2 separate regions of the Homo sapiens genome follow, and region 1 is linked to region 2. A link is an interaction called in ENCODE POLR2A ChIA-PET data of the cell type or tissue named here. Cell type or tissue: PC-3. All regions are shown on one strand. Each heading gives the region's core, and the rest is flanking DNA. Links, peaks and the distances in the headings are about the cores only.

Region 1 (4,825 bases), core at 488-4,487, 120 kb before region 2:
TTGGTGAAGCCAGACCAAAGTTCCATTGCCAGAGTTGAATAATATTCACTCCTAAGGTGCCCAGCCAAGCTCTCTTGGTGCTCTGCATTCCACAAAAGGGGAAATCGAGGCAGTTTACTTAAGCTGGGAAATCAGGCCAATAATCCAAAGACATACAGGGGTTGAAATAGCCCTGACATTCACCATGTGCCCGACTGGATACTTCCCTGAATGTGGCTAGCGTCATCCTCAGTAACAACAAAGAAGGCAAAATGTTCACAAGGGAAAAACACACTTTTTTTGTGAGTTATCAACAACCAAGAGATGCTACTTAAACGTTTTTGAAAAATCCTACCCTCTTTTGATAGAATACTACTTTAAAAATTATATTAAATATATTTAAAAACATGGCATGCTCATTCTAAGAAGGCACACAGCCCAGAGGATTTTGAAGCAAAATTTCTGCCCCTCTGCCTTCCAGTCGTACTCCCAGAATAAACTAATATTCAAGCTTGAAACATATCTTTACAGTGCTTTTTCCAATTCATATAAATATATGCAAACACATATGGAGTTTTCTTTGCTCTCTTCTTTCCTCCCTTCCTTTTCTTTCTTCCTTCTTTCCTCAATAAAACAGGGTATTAAAAATACCAAAATGCTTTCCTTAAGGTTAATAACAGTAATATTCATCTGATATGAACTACTTCACCTGGCTCGGGGGCAGGGAAAGTCATATCCCTACTCGTATTTCTCCTCTCTCTCTTCCCAGCACACTCCTCCCCTTTATGAGCAGGACAATGGCAGACAAAGGTGGTGAGCAAGCAAGAGAGGACGCTGATTTTTCTTGGCTATATAACTAGCTACAGCCAGTTATTTGCCTCAAAAGCAGAGGAGGTGACCCAGAAGCTGACGCCCTAATCTCATCAATGTGCAGGCATGGAGCAGGCTGAGCTCTGTGATGTATCAGATGCCAAGAGTCTTTCTGCTCAGCAAGGAGCTCACGATAGAGGGTAGTCCCTGCAAGCCCCTTGAGAGTGTCTGGATTATTTTTGAAAGAGGCCAGATTTGAACTTTCTAATAACAAAAGCTCCTGTGAGGGGAAATTAAAGCCATTGTTATTATTTGGTTAATGTATTAATCTCTGACTCATAGCTATAACTTGAGGGGGAGGGAGAGAAATAGAAAAAGAGAGAGAGAGACGCACTGGGACATCATACCCTGAAAATGTTTGCGACAAATAAGATCAACGTTTGCTTCTCAACTCTCAGTCCAGTTCACCAAAAACTAGAAACCTTATGCCAGCCAGGGTACACATGTTTGCACACTCATGCCATCCTTTCTCTCGCACACCCACTGCTCACACCCAGACAAATGCATGAAGGGCTGTTTTGTCTTTGTCCCCATTCTAAGGCCTCCTCCCGCACTGCCCCAGCCCCTAGCCTGCCCACCACCTGCACGTCACCCTCCCTTAAGTACTGTCAGGCATGCTGGGTCCTCTGGGTTCTTTCTCAACCCTACAAACTCCATCAAAATGGACTCTTAGCAAAGGGCTTGGCAATAGAGACACGAAAATAGAAATGAGAAGTCACTGACATTGGTCACCTTTTCTAGAGGTATGATCAGTCAGAGGTCTAGCAGTTTTTACTTCAATTAATAAAATAGGGCATCCTCTTCGGTTCCAACATCAAAACCATCAGTTGTCAATATGTTAATCTGGCCTTACTCACATGAACCTACATGTACACACATGTAAAACACACACACAACACACACACACACCCCCCTCAATCAGTGCCACCGTCATCAATACCATACAAAATAATATAAAACAAAGACCCTAGCAATTTAGAAAGGTACAATTTATATACAATTATATTGATAATCTTTGTAATTCAATTTTTACGAGAGCCAACCACCACAATATGATAATATCCTGGAATGAGGGATCTCACAGACCAGCAATCAGTTACCCACACACAGTACCCTGTTTATCTAGTATAGAGATTCACTGTATTTCTTACTGTCTGTCTTCCCTAATTTGAAAGATCCTTAACATTAATTGAGCATATGCAACATGCTAGACATAGCTATAGCTTTACAAACATTATATCATTTAATCCTTAAAATAACTCCTTGGTATTGATATTCTTATTATCCCTTTTATACTGTGAGCTTCCTAAAGAACAAGATCCATGAGAGAGCCTTATGTTTCCAGTCTCTGGTAGAGTGTCTAATGGATAAATAAACCATCAGAATTGCTTGGCAGATAATTAGCATCATAATGAAAGCTTAAAACTAGAAAAGATTGCAAAGATCATATAGACCCAATACCCATTTGATAATAAATTCCACCTAAATGGTCATTAACCTTGTGCTAACATAGCTCAGCTGACTCTCCACATTTGGATGAAGGCCACACATCTACAGAGAGCTCAGTTGAAATGCTCTCTACATTGAGTCAAAGTACCTCTTCTCTGAGGCTTCAATGTGTAAATTCCTTGTTCTACTCATTTTTCCTTTCCCATGTCTATAAGAAAACCTTCAAATATTTGAAGTCAACTCCCAAGGCTCCCACATTTTTTTCTCATCAAATAAAACTAGTTCATTCCGTTGTTCCTTGTCTTTCAACATGCTTTGGGATTCCTTTACCATTCTGTCTACATGACCTTGTTTTCTAGATGGGTGGGGGGCTGGGGGGCTAAACACAAATATTTATAAGAAGCTGAAGGGTAACATGCATATGTGAGTCTGGTCCTGCTTGATAACAAAGGAGTGATGAGGCTGGTGAAAGGGGAAGTCCTGCCCCACCAAAATGCTTTCAAATGAAAAAAAATAAACTTCTGAAAGCCAAATATGTATTTGGATTAGGTGCATGTACTGAATTAGATGCTTCCTGAAACACAGCAACCAGAACTGACCTCAAAAGTCTAGGTGTCATCTGACCAACTCTCAAAAAAGTGATGTTAATTCCTCATTGGAGTAACTATACTCTATTAAATATTGCAAACATTACATTAACCTTTTAGTACGTGACATTCTGTTGACTCACATCAGGCTTCCTGTGAACTAAAGCCTGGAATTATTTTTATAGGGCTGTTATTAGTGGTTTTTCTTGAATGCAGTTTTAGGATTCCATGTTTATTTTTACTAAATTTTACCTTGTCAGATTCAGCCCATCTTTCCAATCTGTCAAGATTCTTCTGAGTGCTGACTGTCATCTTTGCTATCCAATGCAAATACTCCCTTTGCTAGCTTCACGTAACTTATAATTATGATAAACATGTCTTTTTAATTGAGATATAATTTGCATACCATAAAATTTACTCTTTTAAGATGCACAATTCAGTGATTTTTAAAATATTCACAAAGTTGTGCAACTATCACTATTCTCTAATTCTAGAACAGTTCTATCTCCCCAAAATGAAACACTCCCATTAGCAGTTCCCATCCCCCAGCCCTCCATCCTCTAGCAACCACTAATCAACTTTCTGTCTCTATGTATTTGCCTATTATGACATCTCTTATAAATGGAGTTCTATAATATGTTTCTGATTTCTTTCACTTAGCACAGTGTTTTTATGATTCATACATGTTGTAGCACGTATCGGCACTTCACTTTTATGGCCAAATAATAATACATTGTGTTGATATAACACACTTGTGGATTGTCTCTTTTTTTTAATATTATGAATAATGCTACTATAAAATTTTATGTATACTTTTTTTGTGTGAACAGATATTTTCAATTTTCTTGGTTATGTACCTAAAATAAAATGACTGGGTCATATGGTAATTCTATGTTTAACTTTTTGAAGAAATGCCAATTGTTTTCTGCATCAGCTGAACCACTTTAAATTCCCACCAGCAAGGTACAAGATTTTCAATTTCTCCACATCCTCCACCACATTTATTATTGTTCCCATTTTTGACTGCACTCACCCTAGAGGCTGTGAAGTTGGAATCTCATTGTGGTTTTGTTTTGCATTTTCTAATGACTAAGGATGTTGAGCATCTTTTCATCTGCTTGTTGGTCATTTCTGTATCTTCCTTAGAGAAATGTCTGTTCAAATCTTTGACCAATGCTTAACTAGAATACTTGTCTTTTTATTGTTGAGTTGTAGGAGTTCTTTATACATACTGACTACAAAACCTTTATCAGATACATGATTTACAAATATTTTCTCCCATACTGTGGGTTGTATTTTTACTTTCCTGATGGTGAATTTTGAAGCACAAAAGTTACAAACTTTGACGAAGTCAAATTTACCTAGTTTTCTTTTGTCGCTTTTGCTTTTGGTGTCATATTTAAGATCCATTGCTTAATCCAAGATCACAGAAATTTACACCTATATTGTCTTCTAATAGTTTCATATTTTTGGCACTTACATTTAGGTGTTTGATCCATTTGGGGTTCATTTTGGTATATGGCATGGGGTAAAGGTCCAACTTCATTGTTTCCATGTGATAGGCAGTTTGCAGTTGTCCCAGCACTTTTTTTGACAAAATTATGATTTCCCTCATTGAATTGTCTTGGCACTCTTGCCAAAAATGAATTGTCTGTAAATATAAGGGTTTACTTCTAGGCTGTAAAGTGATATCTCATTGGGTTTTTTATTTTAGACATTCAATACTAACCCATTTCTATATATCTGTGCTTATGCTAGTACCACACTGTTTTTATTGCTGTAGCTTTGTAGGATAAACATGTCCTTGACTGTTAAAGAAGTTAGTTATAGAAATGCTGAACAAGACGGAACTGAACAGAGAGCTCTGTGCCACGACACTAGAATATAAGCTCCATGAAGTCAGGGGCTTCATTTCCTTTGGTCACTGTGCATGACCAGTA
Region 2 (4,825 bases), core at 496-4,495:
GTGGAAGTCCTGTGTGGATAACAGAGTCCTGCAGGCATTTGTTGGAACCAGAGATTTGTCAGAGGAGTGGGGTGCAACCAAGGGTCTCTGGGCTGAGTGGCAAATACATGCCTCGAATCTGGTCCCAGCTGTACCATTAGTCGCATATGTAAGTCTAAACCTCAGAATCTGGATTCTGCATCTTTCTCTATGAAACAAAGGGCCTTTGTGATGAGTCTAGAATTCCAGATGTCAGTTGCCGACATGGTGGCCGTTTTCCTGGAATATTTCTCTGGCTACATTGGTTACAGTTTCTCTCTGGTTGCTTCCCTTTCCCTGCTCCCTCAAAAAAGGCTGGTTCCTGGGGCTGAGAGTTAGAATAGGCCCTGGAGGTGGAAGGAGGTGAAGTGAGGAAAGTGAACCAAGAAGCTAAATCTAGACAGGAGGCAGGAAAAGCAAAATAAAGACAGAAAGACAGAAACCAGGAAAGAGAAAAGTCAGGCCAGAGTGGCCAGCAGTGCCAAACGCCGCAGACAAGTTAGGGTAATGGGGGAGAAGTGGATTGAGGGGTGTAGAACCTGGTGGTTACAACCTGCACTCTGGACCCAGACAACCCACTCTGGCCATGAAATGCTGCTTTAGAAATTAATCTCTTTAGCTCCTAATTTCCTCATCCATAAAAAGAATCTAACAGTAGAACACAAAGCTTTTTATTGTCCTGTGGATCAAATGAGACAATGTATGAAAAGCAGTAAGAGCAATGTCTGACACCCAGTCATCGCTCAGTAAGTACTAGCCACAGGTACTAAGATGCCTCCCAGGCTTGGAGACTGGAAAGTTGCCGCAGGTTTTGCAGAAGTCAAGCTTAAAGATGTTTGTGGAAAGACAGGCAGGCACTGTATGTAAGTAGGTTAAAGAACAGTGTTGAGAGGCAAATTTGGGAAGGATAGTTTTGTGTTTGAAACAAATATCCAACAAATGAGAATAAGTAGATAAGTACTGTCTTTTAAAAAAGTGTACTTAACCATTTCCCCACTCTCCTTATCCCCTGGTGTGGTGACGGCTGTAACCCACTAACTGCTGGTAACTGCCCTTCAGAGAAATGCATCCCAGGTGCTGAATCTGTAGAGAGTGTGCATTATTCTCTGGCCCCTTCTCCACTACATTCTACATTTGCATCATAGCCACAGATTTTTTTTTTCTTCATCTTCTTCTTTTTTCAGCTGTTGTCCTTTAACTGTTATTTCCTTAATGAACAGGTAAGATTTGATTTTAACACAGTTATCACAGTAAGTGCTGAAAAGGAAGGTGTCTAGGAGTGACACTGACGTGTTTGGGTCCCAGCCTCAATAAGAATCCTTTGAAGGCACAAATAACACAATTGGAGTTTATCAAAACGCATTACATATTTGAACCCTGGCAAGCCACCTCAGGGTACTGTACTCCAGGGGTGTGTTGATGGTACCCAGAAATGTACGTGATCAGGCAAATGTACTTTTCTTCTTTTGTTTGCCTCTTGGGTCGTCTCTTGCCTTTATTCCCTGCACCTTTACAACTGTGCTGCATCACCAAGAGTGAGGCTTGTCATTCTGGAGTTTAAGAGGTAAAACACAGAAGTGGCAGGGCCCTGTGTGTGACCGCATGGGTTGTGTTCCGCTCAACAACACAGGGTGCCATTCACTTAGGCTACAGTGTGAATGGTGCCTCTTGGTGTTGTGCAAGGACAATCTGCATCACAGTATGTGGTGGCCCTGTAGGGGAAGCAAGGGGTTCTAAGTTAGGATATTTAAAAAAAAAAAAGAAAAAGAAAAAAAGATCTGAAACCATCTTTAATTGAAACTTCAGGGATCGACAAGCACAGAAAGCATATGGGTAATTTCTCCCTAGGCCCTCCACACCAGCTGAGATGTCAGGAGGGCAGCTGCAGCCTTTGGGCAGCTCATTAGGGCAGAGAGTGAGGATGGATGGAGTGAGACAGAAAGCCTCTTCCTGCTGAATCACCAGCACCAGTTCCAAGATCTGCCTGGGCCATCCTCACAGGCTGCTTGGCCAAGGACTGACTAAGCACAAGGCTGTAGAACTGGCAGAGAGTCAAGAATGGTGGGGCTGGGCAATAGCTAAAGGAGTGACATTTGTGAATGAGTGTGATGAATTGTTTCTGTTTGTTTAGACTAAACCCCAGCTCCGCCTCACGCAAGTGGAGCAACCAAGTGTGAGACACTGAGATCCTGGAAATGAAAGGATTGTCTGACCAGCTGTTCAAATTGGTGGCTGAAGCTCTCCGGTAAGAACAGCTAACACTCAGGTCTCACTCAGAGTCTTATAGATAACAAAAAAAAAGAAAAAAAATGGAGATAAAAGAGTATTCATAATACCTTGTTCTAATTTTTTAGTTAGAAAAAGAGCTTTTATGATTATAAAAATAATTCATCGCTTTATAGAAAATTTGGAAATACATAAAATCCTAACAAAGAAGGTAAAGAGCATCCATAATTTCAGCACCTGGCAACAATTATTAATATAAATTCATTTGCAATACTTTTCTTTCTTGAGAGCATAGCATTTTGCTGACATTTTCTAATTCATTCTGTGGTGTAGATGTGTGAGGGTTGTTGGAATAGAACAGTGCGTACTTTTATTATCATTACAGGAGAGAAGTCAAAATAGCAAATTCACTGACTTCTCCAAAGTCAGAGAAATTTGTGATGGCAATATCTTCTGTCCTCTGCTTCTGGTCTCTAAAAATAAAAACAGCCTAACAAGTTAATATTTATCTAGTGCTTTTCAGTCATATAATCTTTCCCTTGTGGTGCCATTCTGCTGTGTGCTTTCTATATTTACTCACCTAAGTTCCAGAGCAGAGACAGCCATGGTTCAAGAGAGTTTAACCAAGCAGTTGGAGGTGGAAAATCAGGAGCCAGGCCCTCTGATTCCTTCACTTGTCTAGAACCATGCTTCACTCAAAATCTTTCTGCTTGAGGCAACAAAATGAAAAGAGTACACTGCTCTTCATAAAGTTACAGTACATATTTGTATATAGGAATGGAGTGAGCAATGTACATGCACAACAATAAATACATAGAAATATATAGGAATGGATGAAATATAGACCTGTCCAGCCCTGTGTTCATTATGATAGCCACCAGCCACATGTGGCCATTGAGCATTTAATATATAGCTTGTGCAACTAATTAACTAAATTTTAAGTTTTTATTTTTTTAAGTTAAAAACATACTCAGTTCAGATGTTAGAAAAAGTTTAAGTATTCTTGGAGTAACTCATATAGGTGAATCTATTTTTTAACTATAAATTATTTGACATCTAAATAGAGAATCAAAACTTTCCGATGAAAAATTATTATCTAAACTGAGATGTGCAGTAAATGTGAAATACATACCAGATCTCAGACTCAGTGTGAAAAAAAAAACTCAGTCATAATTTTCTTATACTGATTACATGTTCAGATGACAATATTTTGGATTAGGTTAAATAAAATATTATTAAAATTAGGTGCATTTATTTCTTTTTATATTTTTAATATAGCTATTAGTAAATTTAATATATATATTATGTATATATATATTATGTACATGTATATATATGGTTTGCATTATATTTCTATTGCACCACCCTGGATACAACCAGATAACAAGTCTCCAGTTATGTCCATAAAGCTTTAAATTATGAGGATCTGTCTTACAACGTCTAAGGTATTCCTCATGTGTTTCAATAAAAGAGCATATATTTTAAAATTGTAGATTGGTAAATAGCATAGATGTCAAAATTAGAACCAAGATGTCAATGTTGGCCCCATCAACTGTGTAAATATATATAACTTTATTTTTTTCATTTTTCTCCTGTGTGCTTCGTAGTAATTTCAGCTCTACAGGGAAGTTATGCAAGACTATAAATAACTCTCATGGGCCCTTCACCCAGTGACCCTTTCAAGGTTTACAGCTGACCCAGTAACAGCCTGTATGACAAAAGATCTAGTTCAGGATTGTACATTGCACGTACTTGTCATGCCTCTTCAGTGTCCTTCAATCTGGAACAATTTGTTCCTCCGTCCTACTTTGACCTTCATGACCTTAATATTTTTGAAGATTACAGGCTTGTTATTTTGTAGGATGTTCCTTAATTTAGATTTGTCTGTGATTTCCTCGTTCTGTCCAGCCCTGTGTTGTTCATTATGATTCAAGTTATGGCTTTTTGGCAGGACTATCACAGAAGTGATTCTATGATCTCACTGGATCCTATCAGCTGGCACATGATTTTTATTTGGGTTATTACTGGTGGTATTAACTGACCACTTGAGTAAGATGGTAGCTGTCATGTTTGTCCACAGTAAAGTTATTTTTTTTCTCTGTATAAGTGTTTTGAAGAAATACTTTAAAACTGTGAAATATCTCATTCTACATCAACTTTTATCCCATCGTTTGGCAGTGATTTATGTTTCTTACCTCAATGGATTATCACTGTGATGATTGCTAAATAATAATTCTCTAATTCCATAATTTTTGTGCATGTATTAGTTGACATTATATTATAAATAAAAGGTTTCTTTTCTTTCTCTGTTTGAGTATATCAATCAATCTACCTACCTACCTATGTGCCATCTGTCTACATATCTCTATAGACACAGATAGATAGATAGATAGATAGATAGATAGATAGATAGATAGATGATAGATAAAATGTGGCCTCATAGATTAGTATTTTACTCACTGAAATGTAATCTATTTGCCATTGTCCTGGAGTTCATGAGGGGAGCCCTTTCAAGGTGGCTCTGTGTCCTTTTGACATACACCCATTATTTTTAGGGTATTTAAAACATTTAGGCCAGGCG

Evidence for each region. ChIA-PET counts read pairs that join two places held together with the same protein. Peaks named below come from ENCODE experiments on the same cell type or tissue, not always from the same donor. Only the 100,000 strongest peaks of a DNase experiment are listed, where the experiment ranks them.
Region 1: POLR2A ChIA-PET joins it to region 2 with 6 read pairs; 2 of 35 experiments call an interaction of 5 or more read pairs at or near these places.

What each region holds. Positions count from the first base shown.
Region 1 is chr1:177,088,275-177,093,099 of GRCh38, forward strand. The region is part of intron 1 of ASTN1 (astrotactin 1); the gene reads right to left. Among named protein-coding and RNA genes, the nearest start is that of MIR488, 61 kb to the left of the region's middle. In PC-3, for the core only: no CTCF peak of the experiment used is centred there; a DNase peak (open chromatin) is centred at 2,967; H3K27ac peaks cover 3,494 bases.
Region 2 is chr1:177,207,448-177,212,272 of GRCh38, forward strand. All of the region lies in intron 1 of BRINP2 (BMP/retinoic acid inducible neural specific 2), which reads left to right. Among named protein-coding and RNA genes, the nearest start is that of BRINP2, 39 kb to the left of the region's middle. In PC-3, for the core only: no CTCF peak of the experiment used is centred there; a DNase peak (open chromatin) is centred at 2,084; H3K27ac peaks cover 2,001 bases.